2 separate regions of the Homo sapiens genome follow, and region 2 is linked to region 1. A link is a contact called in ENCODE Hi-C or POLR2A ChIA-PET data. All regions are on one chromosome and are shown on one strand. The core of a region is the stretch at or near the end of the contact, and the rest is flanking DNA. Distances in the headings are between cores, read along the strand shown.

What was found. Hi-C counts contacts between places; a loop is a spot of excess contacts on that map. ChIA-PET counts read pairs that join two places held with the same protein, here RNA polymerase II (POLR2A). Pooled maps may share reads with other maps.
Region 2: a map with no recorded cell type shows a loop between it and region 1 (3-fold over the local background). The contact joins two enhancer-like sites. A Hi-C loop is called at or near these places in 17 of 168 maps with a recorded cell type or tissue (CD4-positive, alpha-beta T cell, CD4-positive, alpha-beta memory T cell, CD8-positive, alpha-beta T cell and 11 more), 11 of 37 single-sample maps with no recorded cell type and 18 of 50 pooled maps. POLR2A ChIA-PET finds 5 or more read pairs at or near these places in 17 of 52 experiments (A549, AG04449, BJ and 14 more).

Annotation. Positions count from the first base shown.
Region 1 is chr3:152,320,826-152,327,640 of GRCh38, reverse strand. The region is part of intron 2 of MBNL1 (muscleblind like splicing regulator 1); the gene reads right to left. Among named protein-coding and RNA genes, the nearest start is that of MBNL1-AS1, 55 kb to the right of the region's middle. RefSeq lists an enhancer at 3,877-3,926. Within about 2 kb of position 3,685, at least 6 of the 41 ENCODE cell types and tissues checked have a DNase peak (open chromatin) inside an H3K27ac peak, as active enhancers do; they include CD8-positive, alpha-beta T cell and natural killer cell, where a contact is called at or near this core.
Region 2 is chr3:152,374,109-152,380,923 of GRCh38, reverse strand. All of the region lies in intron 2 of MBNL1 (muscleblind like splicing regulator 1), which reads right to left. Among named protein-coding and RNA genes, the nearest start is that of MBNL1-AS1, 110 kb to the right of the region's middle. Within about 2 kb of position 4,148, at least 14 of the 41 ENCODE cell types and tissues checked have a DNase peak (open chromatin) inside an H3K27ac peak, as active enhancers do; they include CD8-positive, alpha-beta T cell and natural killer cell, where a contact is called at or near this core.

The sequences.
Region 1 (6,815 bases), core at 2,436-4,935:
ACAGTGGCTTAAGCCTATAATCCCAGCACTTTGGGAGGCCAAGGCAGACAGATCACTTGAGGCCAGGAGTTTGAGACCAGCCTGGCCAACATGGGTGAAACCCCATCTCTACCAAAAATACAAAAATTAGCTGGGTATGGTGGCCCATGCCTGTTATCTCACCTACTTAGGAGGCTGAGGCAGGAGAATCACTTAAACCTAGGAGGCGGCGGTTGCAGTGAGCCAAGATCATGCCACTGCACTCAGCCTGAGTGACAGAGTGAGAGTCTGTCTCAAATAAAAAAAAAGAAAGAAAGAAAAGAAAAAAGCAGGGCTCATATCTACATCCTCAGGGACTAGCACAGAGCTTGATAAAAAAAGACAGATGCCCAATAAATATCTTCTGAGTAAATAAATTCAACCATACAGAGGCACATTAATGATAAACAAAAAGGAAGGAAAGAAAACTTTTTTGATAATATTACCATAGGAACAATGTTATCAAAACATATTAATCAAAAAAAATTAGGAGAAGCAATTCAAATAATTTATCAGCCGAGCGCAGTGGCTCACGCCTGTAATCCCAGCACTTCGGGAGGCCAAGGCAGGCAGATCATTTGAGGTCAGGAGTTCAAGACCAGCCTGGTCAATATGATGAAACCCCATCTCTACTAAAAATACACACAAAAAAATTAGCTGGGCATGGTGGTGCATGCCTGTAATTCCAGCTACTCGGGAGGCTAAGCCAGGAGAATCACTTGAACCCAGGAGGCAGACGTTGCAGTGAGCCAAGATTGCACCACTGCACTCCAGCCTGGGAGACAATAGTGAAACTCTGTCTCAATAAATAAATAAATAAATAAATAAATAAATAAATAAATAATTTTCCCAAGGGAAAAATTTTTTAGAAAAATTTACTGGCATCCTTGATTATATGTGTAAGCTTATTTAGATCTTATGTTAGAAGAGAATATCTGATTCTGAAAATTGATAAATATCATGCATTTTTTCCCTTTTTCTGATATAAACTATGTTTTGAAGTTGACCATTAGTTACTATGAAAAGATCTTTATGAAAAAAATTCTTGATAATAAACGCAGCAGAAATTATATAATTAAAAGTCACCATTTTTGCAAACTCTAAAAAATATCATGGCTACAAAATGATCAACAATGAGGTGAAATCATTGGATCCAAGTCTGATGGAGAACTTTATAAGGATTGGCCCAGGCCAATCTGATTCACTGATAGATTGCAGCATCATTAAAAGCAGGGATTACTAAAATTATGTCCTCTTGATATGATGAAATAGAAAGTATACAGAACCTTCCAGGAAATGTTCCCCCCAAATAATAATAAATAACATTAAAGTTAAACTCGACTCTAATTTTCAGTTTACAGAAAATAAGGATGATGGAAGAACAAGCTAAATGACACCATAGATGCTAACTGGAAAAACGTACCTATTAAAAAAGGACATTGCTGTGACAATCAGGAAAAGTTGAACATAAAGTGGCTATCAAATGATACAATAAAATTGTCGTCAATTTTCATAGATTTGGAAATGGAGTTATATTTAAAATAAGTTCTTAACTGTCAGAGATACTACTGAAGAAGTATAAGTGACATGATAGGATGTCTGAGACTTCTTTTAACATGCTACAGGGGTAAAAGGAGTGTGAAAGGTAACAAAAAGGGCAAAATGTTGGCTGATGCACATACGGATACATGCATACAAAATGCTGACTGATAGATATATGGAGGGGGTTGTTATATTGTTTCTCTAATATTATGTACATTTAAAAATTGCCATAAATTTTTTAAACTTAACAAACAAAAAAGACAGAAATCACAGGGGAAAAAAAAAAAGAATGAGTTCATATCTGGAAGAGCAATTAAGGATTTTTTTTTTTTTTTAATATTTCTAACCTGAAGTCACAAAACCTGGTTTACAAACAGGGCTTTGCTACTTACAATCTGGCCTAGATAACCTAAATCAATGTATTTGTACATAAATACATAAATGTCCATATCTGTAGCATGAAAATAATTGACTTACCTACTACAAAAATATATAGTATGTAAAAATTAACTATAAACTAAAAAAAATAAAATACAGATATCTTCAATATATTTTGTGTTTACCTTCATGTCACATGTGTATGCATTATCTCTTCAACCAAATAGTAAGGTCTCTATGAGTGAAGTCCATGTTCCATTCCTTTAACCAGCAAACATTCAATGTACACTTCTAGTCAGTCTACTACGTGTCAGGCATTTCTTACTAAGAGGTTAAGAACACAAAGGTGTAAGTCGTAGGCTGTGGAATCAAATGCAGAGATGGAGTAAGATACATAATTATTATGATTCATACTCCAAACTACATAAGCAAAGAGGCAAAACAGTTATGTGGCCAGGTCTAGAGTGAGGAGAAGCTTTCTAGAGGAGGGAATGTATGAGCCATATATAAACATGGAAAAGGTCTGCAAAACTCATGTAGGAAGAAAAAAGAGTCCCAGGCAGAAAGACCAAAAAACAAACAAAAACAAATGAAAAAAAAGCGGGCGGGGGGGGGCGGGTATGTGGCATTACATGGGAACATCAAAAGAAGTCATTTGCCACAGGTCAATGTGGCTAATAACTTGATGTGGGAGGTACTGAGTCTCAGTAGATGACCCACTGTACATGGCAAAATGCTAAGTACTTAGTAAGGGATCAATAAATATCTATTAATTAAAGTACAGAGAGATAACAGGTAGCATTATTTGAGTATTCATTCCAGGTCATTATGTATTCACTGAAATAAATGTGTTTCTTATTCAACCTCACATCAATCCCAAGGTACGTGCTATTATTATCATCCCCGTCTTACAGATAAGGACATTTGGGCACAGAAAAGCTAAGTAACTTTCCCAGTTACTCAGTTGGCAATTGGTATAGTGAGTGATGTTCTTAGGGTTTTAAACAACAAAATATCTGGAAATAAAATTCTACATGGCTATTCCTCATAATAAAAGTATTTTTAAAAAACGAAAAAGAACACTATAAACAGTGAGTGCTGCTAAAGGTTTAATAAGTGGTTGTCTAGGAGAGAACTATGGTTGCCATCTGCCAATTTCCAAAGTGTAAACGCTCTCACCATAGCCAATTTTAAGCTATCAACAAAGACATCATTGAACATGGAATTGGGAAGAGGTCTCGACATAAACCAGTTCCAGCACTCCACTGCCTGTAACCTTCAACAAGCTATACAGGCAGAGTGACTTTAACAGACTAACTACATGACCAGGAAGATAACAAGTAAATCAAAGAAAAGGTGCAAAACTGCTATCTCTCTTGTTTGCAAGACTCTGTATAAGTCATAGTCAATTTATATTTGAAATTAATAAACTCCTAAGGAATATAATGTGTGAAAGGCAATGAAAATGAATAAGTAATTCATAGACATTCCTCAAGGTAACATACATTTTCTATGAATGACAGTTGACATTTATAAAGTATTCTTTATATGTGATTAATGAACTGTGATTAGTAAGTGATTTCCTGCTAAACGATTTCTCCCTCAAGGGGCAACACAAGAGGATTTATTTCCAACTAGAGAAGTTGAAAATGAAAGCACAGCTGAAGGAAATGAAGTTATCTGGGTCAGCAACAGATACTGCAACCGAAAACGGGGATAATTTTTGCATACCCTGTGCTTTCAAACTGCATGTCATATAAAAGGTGTTGAATGAATAGTGATCATAAGAAAGGAGGGAACAAAACCAATCATAGAACTAGATTTTTTCACTAACTATAGTCAATAGCTGTATAACAACGCTTCAGTCAACAAAGGACCCACATATATGATGGTGGTCCCATAAGATTACAATGGAGCTGAAAAATTCCTACCACCCAGTGACATTTGTAGACATCATAACCTCATAGCACAACACAATATCTTTTCTACGTTTGAGTATGTTTTGATACACAAATACATAACATTATGTTACAACTGCCTACAGTATTCAATAGGATAACAGGCTGTATACGTTTGCAGCCTAGGAGCAATAGGCCGTACTATACAGCCTAGATGTGTAGTAGGCTATACCATTTAGGTTTGTGTAAGTATACTCTATGATGTACACACAACAATGAAATACCCTAATGACACACAGAATATATCCCCATTGTTAAGGCATGACGTGTGTGTGTGTGTGCACGCACGTGTGTGTACATATATATTTTTTAAATTATTTACAGTTAGTGACTACAGATATATTTATATAAAAGGGAGTTCAAATTATTCATATTTGTATGTTTACACTATTTCTTTAAAAAAATTCCTTTAGGTTATTTAACAATATTGTTGAATGAATAAGTCTAGTTAAATGAATTTTATATGGGTATAAAAGGGAGTTAGAATTATTACTATATTGATCCTATCACTTTTTTAAGTTCCTTTATCATTTAAAAATAATGTCCAATGAGTAAGTACATTTGGATAAATTTTGAATTAAATATAAAATCTATTTTTTACATAGAATGCAAATGTAATGTTAAAGAGAAGTAACCAGTAATTGCAAAGCAAAAAATGCAAATTCTACACAAGTTTACTTAGGCAGTTAGCAAACTGAAACCAGTATAACCCCATTTTTGGCATGTGGCAAGTCTGTTGCTGACCTGTTACTGAATCTGGCTCCCACAAACCGTCAGTCTATTACTTAACAGTATCCTGGCTTAAATAGACTCAATAAAACAAATGTAATTCACTAGCACTGTCTCATGCTTATTAAATTCATATGCAAAACAAATCCAAAATGTGCCTTGAGCCTTGTTAAGAGTCTATACATGTTGCTTTCTGTTGCTCTTCTTGTCACAGTAGTAGGATGCACAGATCTTTTATTAGGTCAATTTAACTATTGATTTCTACTCTTAGCGCTTAAAAAATGCCAGAAAAATGTTAACTTTTTCAGTCCACTGCTGCAGGGGAGAAAACCTCACAAAATTAGTGATTATAAATGAAAAAAATCAATCAATAAAACTGTCACGTAAAATAACTCATACCAATCTTGTTACATATCAAAACTGACATTTTTTCCCAGCCCAGTTATCAGACTGAGATAATATAGATGTATTTTTTAATCTTTGTGGTATCGTAATTAGAATAATTCAAGTTAAATGATTTTAGTGTTCTATATACAAGGCTAGTTTGCATTTCCGTGACATAGCCTTTCAAAAAGGGAGCTGCGTCAATTTTTAATGAAATGCATGACCTAATTTACAACTGTAATGACTATAATTAGTCTAATAGTTTGTGTTTTTTTAATCTTGGGGATGGGGCAAGGAAAGTTATGGCATGGGTCAGGAGCTATGAACGCTGGTGATGTACCACATTCTATTCCATTTTAAATTTAATACAAATAAAGTAATATTTATTGGAAGGCTACAATGTGTTAGGCTTAAGAAGACTAAGGCACGGCCTTATAAAGCTTCCAGACAGGGAACATGGAGTTAGAAACCTAACAGCAATGGTCTATATTAGGAGTATGACAGAGTTCTAATGTTTTTCTCTTGTCACTGCATTTTTATGCAGTACAAAAATATGGTTAAAAAAACTCTGTTTTCATTATTTTTTAAAATATCTATACTATAATAACATAACCTGGCTTTTAAAACAGTATCTAAAACAAGAATAAACAGTCTCTGTGTTTGGAATAGATTCTCTTAGGAGATTACTGATATGTCCAGATTTAAAAAACAAAGAACAACCATAACAACAACAACAAAACCTCAGGATAAAATAAATACCACTATCTCTTTCAGTTAGTTTGAAAGTAGATCTGAATACATTTTCTTTTGAAATTGACATGCCACTGTGTGCAATGCAAATAGGAAGCAAGATTGGAAATACACAAAGGCAGAATTACTGAGGAAAAAAAAATCCTTTAAAATTTGATGGAGAAAGGGACACCAGGCTTGATCTACTGTCTCTTGAGCATTTTAATAATTTCCCAACTTGCAAGATTAGAAAATTAGACCTGCTTCTCAATTACTAACGAATAAAATGAATGTAGAAGGAAGACCTCTACACTCATCTCTTTTAAATGCTGCATGAACAAGAGGCTCACTGTTCAAGACATTAAGTATTGCTTCATGGCAAGGGGAGATATTCTGTAAAGTTGTATCATTTTTAAGATTATTACCAGGGACTTACCCTCTCGGAAAACTCACCCTATTTGCAGAAAAAGATGACAGAACTAAAATAATGGATTAGCAGAACTTTACTCTCTAAGCAAATGACTTTTATAAAATCTGAAGTTCCCTGAAGAAGGCCAGTAAGTCTCAATGAGTAACATATCACAATGCTCAAGTGGTGATTGTAGCATTTGTTACCAGCTACATAATTACTCTATTCTAACTCTTAATGAGCCTGAAGTACTAAATTTTTAACTCCCCTGATGATCCTCTTCAAAGTGGATAAATGTAGGTTTCTCCTCAATCAAATATTTAATTGTCAGTACTACTGGCACCAACACACAATCTGGAACATTTTTTTACTCTCTAGAACTTTTCAGTTCTTCTAAAAATAGCTTATATCATACAGATCTTAAAATAATTGTTGGAGAGAAAAAATAAGGAGCAAGTTAATAAGTGGCAGAGTCTAGAGACATACTTCTTGGAAGCTTGGATTCTCTTTTCTACTTCAGATTAAAGATTAGAAGCAGAAGTTGCAACACTATAAAGTATTCACAGTTGGAAGACAAAACTTTTTTTCTAAAATTAGAGTATAGAGAAATTTAGGTGTAACAGAGATATAGGAATCCCTTGACAAATACCGTATGTCCTTGTTAGTGC
Region 2 (6,815 bases), core at 2,899-5,398, 53 kb before region 1:
ACATAACAAAAATTAAAAGATATTCTAACTTAGAATTGGCTTGTGAATAGTTCGATTATTCAGAGTCTGTGTGTGTAGTGCCACAAAAATGTGAATATTCACAAGGAAAAATATTAACTCAGTGCTTAGAAAAATGTGTAGTGGCATCCACACACATTTGAAATACGTAATCAGAAGTGCCTTTTTTAAAAAAAAAACTCAATATAGGAAATGTTTAAAGTTGTGTTAAAGTACATAATGTGAAAATGCAGTAACTCCCACATAAAGGGCTAAATATAATGTATTAAGGTATCTGAAATATTACTCTTTTCAGCTCATACTCTGAGCTCAAAATACTCTGGACACATTTAGCCAAGGTTTTGAAGGTAAGGATAATGAAGCAAAAGCTGTAAAACCTCTTTCAATACCTCTTTAGGGGCTTACATCTAGTAATCAATTAACAATTGGAAAGTTTTTCCATTCATGCTGTTTCCCTGTCGATTCCCCTTTTCTTCTCATTCTCTCCATTCTATCTGGCTCAATGCCCGTTTAGACCTTACCATAAACTTTGAGTTTAGATACAAGGAAACAGATTTGAGCAATTTGGAAGATAAGGAGCGTGTCAAATTCTCAAAATACTCCACTTTCTTTCTCTAATCACTCAGACACTGTATTTTAGGTATTCAATATGTTCTACAACTGTTAATGTTAAATTCTGTGGGCATTTCCTACTTTTAGACTTTATGATGCATCTTCAAACTTCAAATCTGTAACAAAAGGAGACTTTCCAAATACAGAGAACCTAACAGTAAGTGACGAATAGGGAAGGAAAATTTCTTCATCACAAGGTTATACAACCTGTTATGTACTACTGAGCAATGGTATAAAAATCTTCATATCTAGCAATCTTTAAGAAGATCTTTGAGGTTTAGAATTAATATTAATTTATCTGGGCTAGGAATAGCAGTCTTGTGGTTCTAGGTTCTGTTTTACTTTTAGAAATTATATCTACTTAGTAAGTATTTAATTGCCTTATAGTATAAACATCCTATATAAATAGCCTCCATCTATCCCAAGGAAATTAGTCTATCTCATTCCAATGGAGCAGAGGCGGAAAAGCTTAACCTATCTTCTGACTCATTGTTCATCTGAATCTTTAACTAAAGGGAAAAAAAATGCAAAATAAGACAAATTTTAAAACTTCTCAAAAACAAAACAAAACCCTACTGCAACCTCATGATTCTACAACAATATTTGCAGCAATTATTAAATGTAGATGTCATTTAGAAAATTTTTGAGATTCTGCCTGTGTAATGCCAAACAAAAACATATCAATATTCAGAAGGAGAAAGTATTACGTCAGTGCTTATAAGAACGTGTAGTGACATGCACACGCATCTGAAATGCATAAACAGAAGTGCTTTAATTTAATGAAGACAATTCTGAACAATTTGGAAAGGTCCCCAAGAAAGGAAAATATATTTTTCCAAAAATATAACTCATAGTCAAAATAGTTCCAAAGAAAGGCTAAAATAGTTTTAATATTTAAACCTGTAAGAAAAGCTGTACACCTCCATAGGTGGTTTCTATTCCAAGGGAAAATGCTGTAATCACCAAATATTAATGATCATTGGTTGACAGAAAACTCTGATAATATTTTTCAGAAATAGCCACATTAAAAGCAGAGAGCTAAATATATAGGAGTTCCTGCTTCAGTGTAGAGTCTATCAATTTGCCAAGAGAAACCCAAGGGTAATTATCAAAAATGTCAGTGGTGACTTTATATGACAAATTTTTAATTAATTTCCATTGCTTCTAATCTAGTTTGAGATTATTTGTTAATGTTAAACATGCAGGATGACCCTTTTACAAATCAAAATATAGTTGATAGAGTATTCAGTCTACTACAAACATACATTTTAAACTTCAGGCCAGGCATGGTGGCTCATACCTGTAATCTTACCACTTTGGGAGGTCAAGGAGGGGGACTCACTTAAGCCCAGGAGTGTGAGACCAGCCTGAGCAACATAGTGACACCTGATCTCTAAAAAAATGCAATTATCAGCCAGGCATGGTGGCATGTGCCTGTAGTTGCAGGTACTTGAGAGCCTGAGATAGGAGGTTTGCTTGAGCCTGATGGGTTGAGGCTGCGGTGAGCCATGATTGCACCATTGTATCCCACCCTGGGCAGCAGGGCAAGACCTTGTCTCTAAATATAAAATAAATAAATAACATAAGGATAAAAAGTAAAACTCCTGTTTCAATAATGATGCAAAATAGTATCTTGGGTATGATTTCTTGATATTATTGGAATTGTAAAAAGCCTTGGAAGATTTCAAAGAGAAAATCTTTCAAAGGAAAAAGTAATGATATAAGTACATTTAAAAAGATTTTTGCAAAAAGCTGTCTAGCTATTACATAAATACCAGGTAGAAATATACTATTACCTACCTAAATAAATATAGAGAGGTAGCATTAAAAACATGTTGTTGCATTATATTGTACCCGTTTCTTGGTAGGAGCTATCATGCAAAATAGAAATATTTTTAAAAAGTACATTACTATATCTCTCTTGAGTAGCTAGAACATACATTAATTTTTAAAAAAAATAGACATAGAGTCTTGCTTTATCACTCAGGCTGGAGTGCAGTGGTGAAATTGTGCCTCATTTCAGCCTCTAATTCCTAGGCTCAAGTGATCCTCCCACCTCAGCCTCCCAAGTAGCTAGAAAACACACCTAGTGAATTGTTTTTTTGTTTTGTTTTGTTTTTGTAGAGATGAGGTCTTGCTATGTTGCCCAGGCTGGTCTCGATCTCCTGGCCTCAAGCAATCTTCCTGCCTTGGCTTCTCAAAGCACAGGGATTACAGGAATGAGCCATCCCACATGGCCTGAAACATTCTTAATATAGTTAGTCCTCACTTAACATCACCAATAGGTTCTTAGAAACTGTTACTTTACATAAAACAATATACAGCAGGTCCTCAAATAATATCGTTTCCTTCAAGGTCATTTAGTTATAACACTAATGAGAAAAACAATTGGTTTTGTTATACTCCATTTCATGTCAAGTCATAGTTTCCAAGAATCCACGGAAGACAGTAAGCGAAGATTTCCTATACCTTATCCTTGTGTCCATCATTTGATAGCTCAACCTATTATGAAACAATAGATTAACATGATAGATCTGATCATAGATCAAATTTAGGTCACTGTAGAAGTCAGTTAATTTACTCAATGTTAAATAATTTTAAACAATACCAAAGATTCTGAAACATGAATGTGGCCTCCAAATATGTTAATGTGTGTCACAATATAGGTTTCAATTCCATCAACAATTTGCCTTTGAACACATAATGACAACAAACATTTCTTGCTATATAATGTGTACTATACACAGTTCTAAGAGCTTCACATGTATTAGACCCTAAAATTCTATTCAATAGGCCTTTTATTGTCCCCAAATAAGAGATAATACAATATAAATTAACAGGTTAATTTACTAACGGTCTATGGCTGACGAGTGGAGGTGTTGGGGCTTGAATTTAATTTCGGTTCTATAACCACCTGATGGGTCCTAGCTATTACACGACTTCTATATGATCTACAGGTTCAGGTCTCTGCAGACAGTATAGAGGACAGCAGTAGGTAGTTTCAAATCAACCCAGATTCAAAGGCCCACATAAAAACAAGGACCAGGCCAATTCAATGAAAAAAGCATCTTATCTAAGCATAATTCTATTAAATGTAGTAAAATATCATCTTATCAAAAATGAGAAAACCTTTGAAAAAAGGAACAACCACAACCATCATTAATGGCTTCTCACTCACAATGAAAATCTTTCAACTACTTGGAATAGCCTCACTGTTTTTGCTGTATTATCCTCACTGCCACAGTTTTGGGGCTTTGTTTTAAAACAACAAGTTCGCATGTAAATCACTAGCCACAAACTCAACTTCATGTAACATTTTAAGTCTAGGGGAAGTACGGGGAAAAGGGAACAAAAGGGAAAAGAGGAAGTGAGGAAATGAAACTAGCAAAAAATAGGGAACAAAAAGCATGCAGACTTCAGGTGAAGCAGCGAGACCCATTTTCCCCAAGAAGAGATATATATGTATGTGTGTGTGTATGTGTGTGTGTGCGCATGCACGTGTGTGTGTGCGTATATATATAGAGAGAGTGCGTGGCACCCCTCAGCTCATCTGCTAGGAGATGGACGTGCAGCTAATGACATGAGGCTTCTGCATTCTTTACAGCAGCTCTTATTCCTAAAAACATACTATTAGCCAAAAAAAAATGTTCTTTAGATTCCTTGGGCTTTTGCTCTCCTCTTAGCTATATTTAATATATGATCATCTACATAACAATCTGACAAATGGAAAATTTCCAACAACCATTAGTCAGCAAGTCTTGTCCACCATAAACATCACATTTTACTTCTAAAACAGCTTCTTATTTTACGGATGAACCACACATAACTACACTCTCAAGAGCTTCTTTTTTAAGAGAGTCTAACTATGAAGAGAAAACTATATCACTGTATTAGACAAAAGATTAAAACAATGGAGATAAACAATTAAAGCATAATTCAATGTATGTTTCCTCGAGATAATATGTGAGACTTTTCTGAGACATCTGAGTCAAATACTTGTATAATCCGAAAAAGTTAACAAAATATAGTCTTTTCTCAAGAAAAAAATCTTACATTTTAAATATTTCTATCATAAATAGAAACTATTTCTGAACTTGAAAACTTTTGTAAAGTATGTCATACTACACTTAAAACTAAAAACTTATTAATATATTCATGCATCTTATAGTTGGAATATAAGATACCATGGGTATGATACCGGCCTGACAGTATGAGTTCTGAGCAGAAATATATAAAGAAAAATGGAGAAATTTATCCAGGAAACAAAGAATTGGTATCTAAACTTAGATTTTTCTGAAGGCTAAAGGGAAATAAATGTGGCTAACATTGCATCTCAAAATCTGGTTAATACTGTTGTTTAATTTAAGGATATATCTTATTCTTATTAAACAACAGTATTAAACCAGTTGGAAAATATTCCTTTCAAGATGGAAAAAGATATAGAAATTTAAGTACTCAGTCTTTTTTTTTTTTTGAGACAAGGTCTTGGCTCCATCACCCCGGCTGGAGTGTAGCAGAGCAATCACGACTCACTGCAGCCTCAACCTCCAGGGCTTAAGCAATCCCCCCACCTCAGACTCCCAAGTAGCTAGGACTACAGGCACACATCGAAGACCTGGCTAACTTTTTTGTTTTGTTTGTAGATATTGAGAAGAATAGCCTGGGGCTTACTGGTTTCATTGCTGAATTTTTACCAAACATGTGAAGAAGACCTAATACCAATCACTATGTTGCTCAGGCTGGTCTTGAACTCTGGCCTCAAGTGATCCTCCCCACTTGGCCTCCCAAAGTGCTGGGATTACAGGCATGAGCCACCACACCCAGATCTAAATCTTTATTATTATAATCATTATTTATTTTTACAAGTACCTTATACAAGATGCTATAAATATTTGTATGCATAATTCAACAGTAATCAGTGGTGTTTATCTAAACTAACTGATAATCTACAGATTGCAGTGCATTTATGATTTCAATGGAATTAATCTAATTCTCCACACTTAATTGTGAGAATAGCTATAAACAGATTGTCAAGAGGAGCCTTTTAGTGCCAATGCTTTACTTGAGGAAAAAAATTTCTTTTGGGCAAACCCATCTTTATTCATTGCAGAATACAACGATTCTCAAAAGTAGCTTAACAACCCCAACTCCGCTGGGTAAGTGTGGTGGCACACGCCTGTAATCCCAGCTACTTGGGAGGCTGAAGAAGGAAGGCTGCTTGGGGCCAGGAGTTTGAAACCAGCCTAGACAACATAACAAGAGTCTGTCGCGAAAAAAAAGCAAACAGGCAAACAAAAAATAACCTCAACTTCTTATAATATGCATGTCTTAGAAGATATCTTCTTTGCCACATAAATAAAATATGAAAATAACAGACAAGTTCCAAGAAATAATATAATGAAATCAACTCTTCTTTGCTCATGGGAAAAATAATTACTTCCATTTCCTGAGTCCTCTTTTGACCTATGAGAACACAAAGGATTTGCCGCCAGTGGGCAGAAGACAGTGGGTGTGGCAATTTATACATGCCATGTTAGAAACAGCTCAAGCATCCCTGAAGCCTTCCTCTACTTTTCCATTTATTTTTACATGTTTCAGATCCACAGTGAACACTTTGTTTGGCAAATGTGATCTAGATTATTTAATAAGTGTGACTTCAATTTCACTTTCCTGGTATTCGTATGCTGCCCATTTTTCAGTCAGCTTACTTTGAGTCCAAGTTGACCCCCTAGTTTGAATGGTCACGGCATATAAGGGGAATACCAGGCATATCTGTCAACTCTATGGGTTTAAGACACTGCAGTGTGATTACTTAGTGATTTATAATAGAGCTGGGAAATGACTACTTGCTGTGCTCCTGGGAGACACTGGTGGCTGACCCTGATTACAGAAAGTAGTAATACATACTTTCCAGCTGAAGATGCCCTCAGAGCAGTTTTCATCAGGTCATTACAAGAATCCTCTAATCAAAAATGAAAATGACCCTTCTCCATCCAACTCTGACCTCCCACAAAAATCACTTTTAAAAATTAAATAATTTGCAAATAATAAAGTATCATACTTTTAAAAAGTAGATGATTTGCAAATAATAAATCACTGTACATATGAAATTTAAAAGTGCTGTTTCTATAGCTAGGCTATTTCCCTATTCTATTTCTTTTATCTTTAATCTTATATGTTTCTAA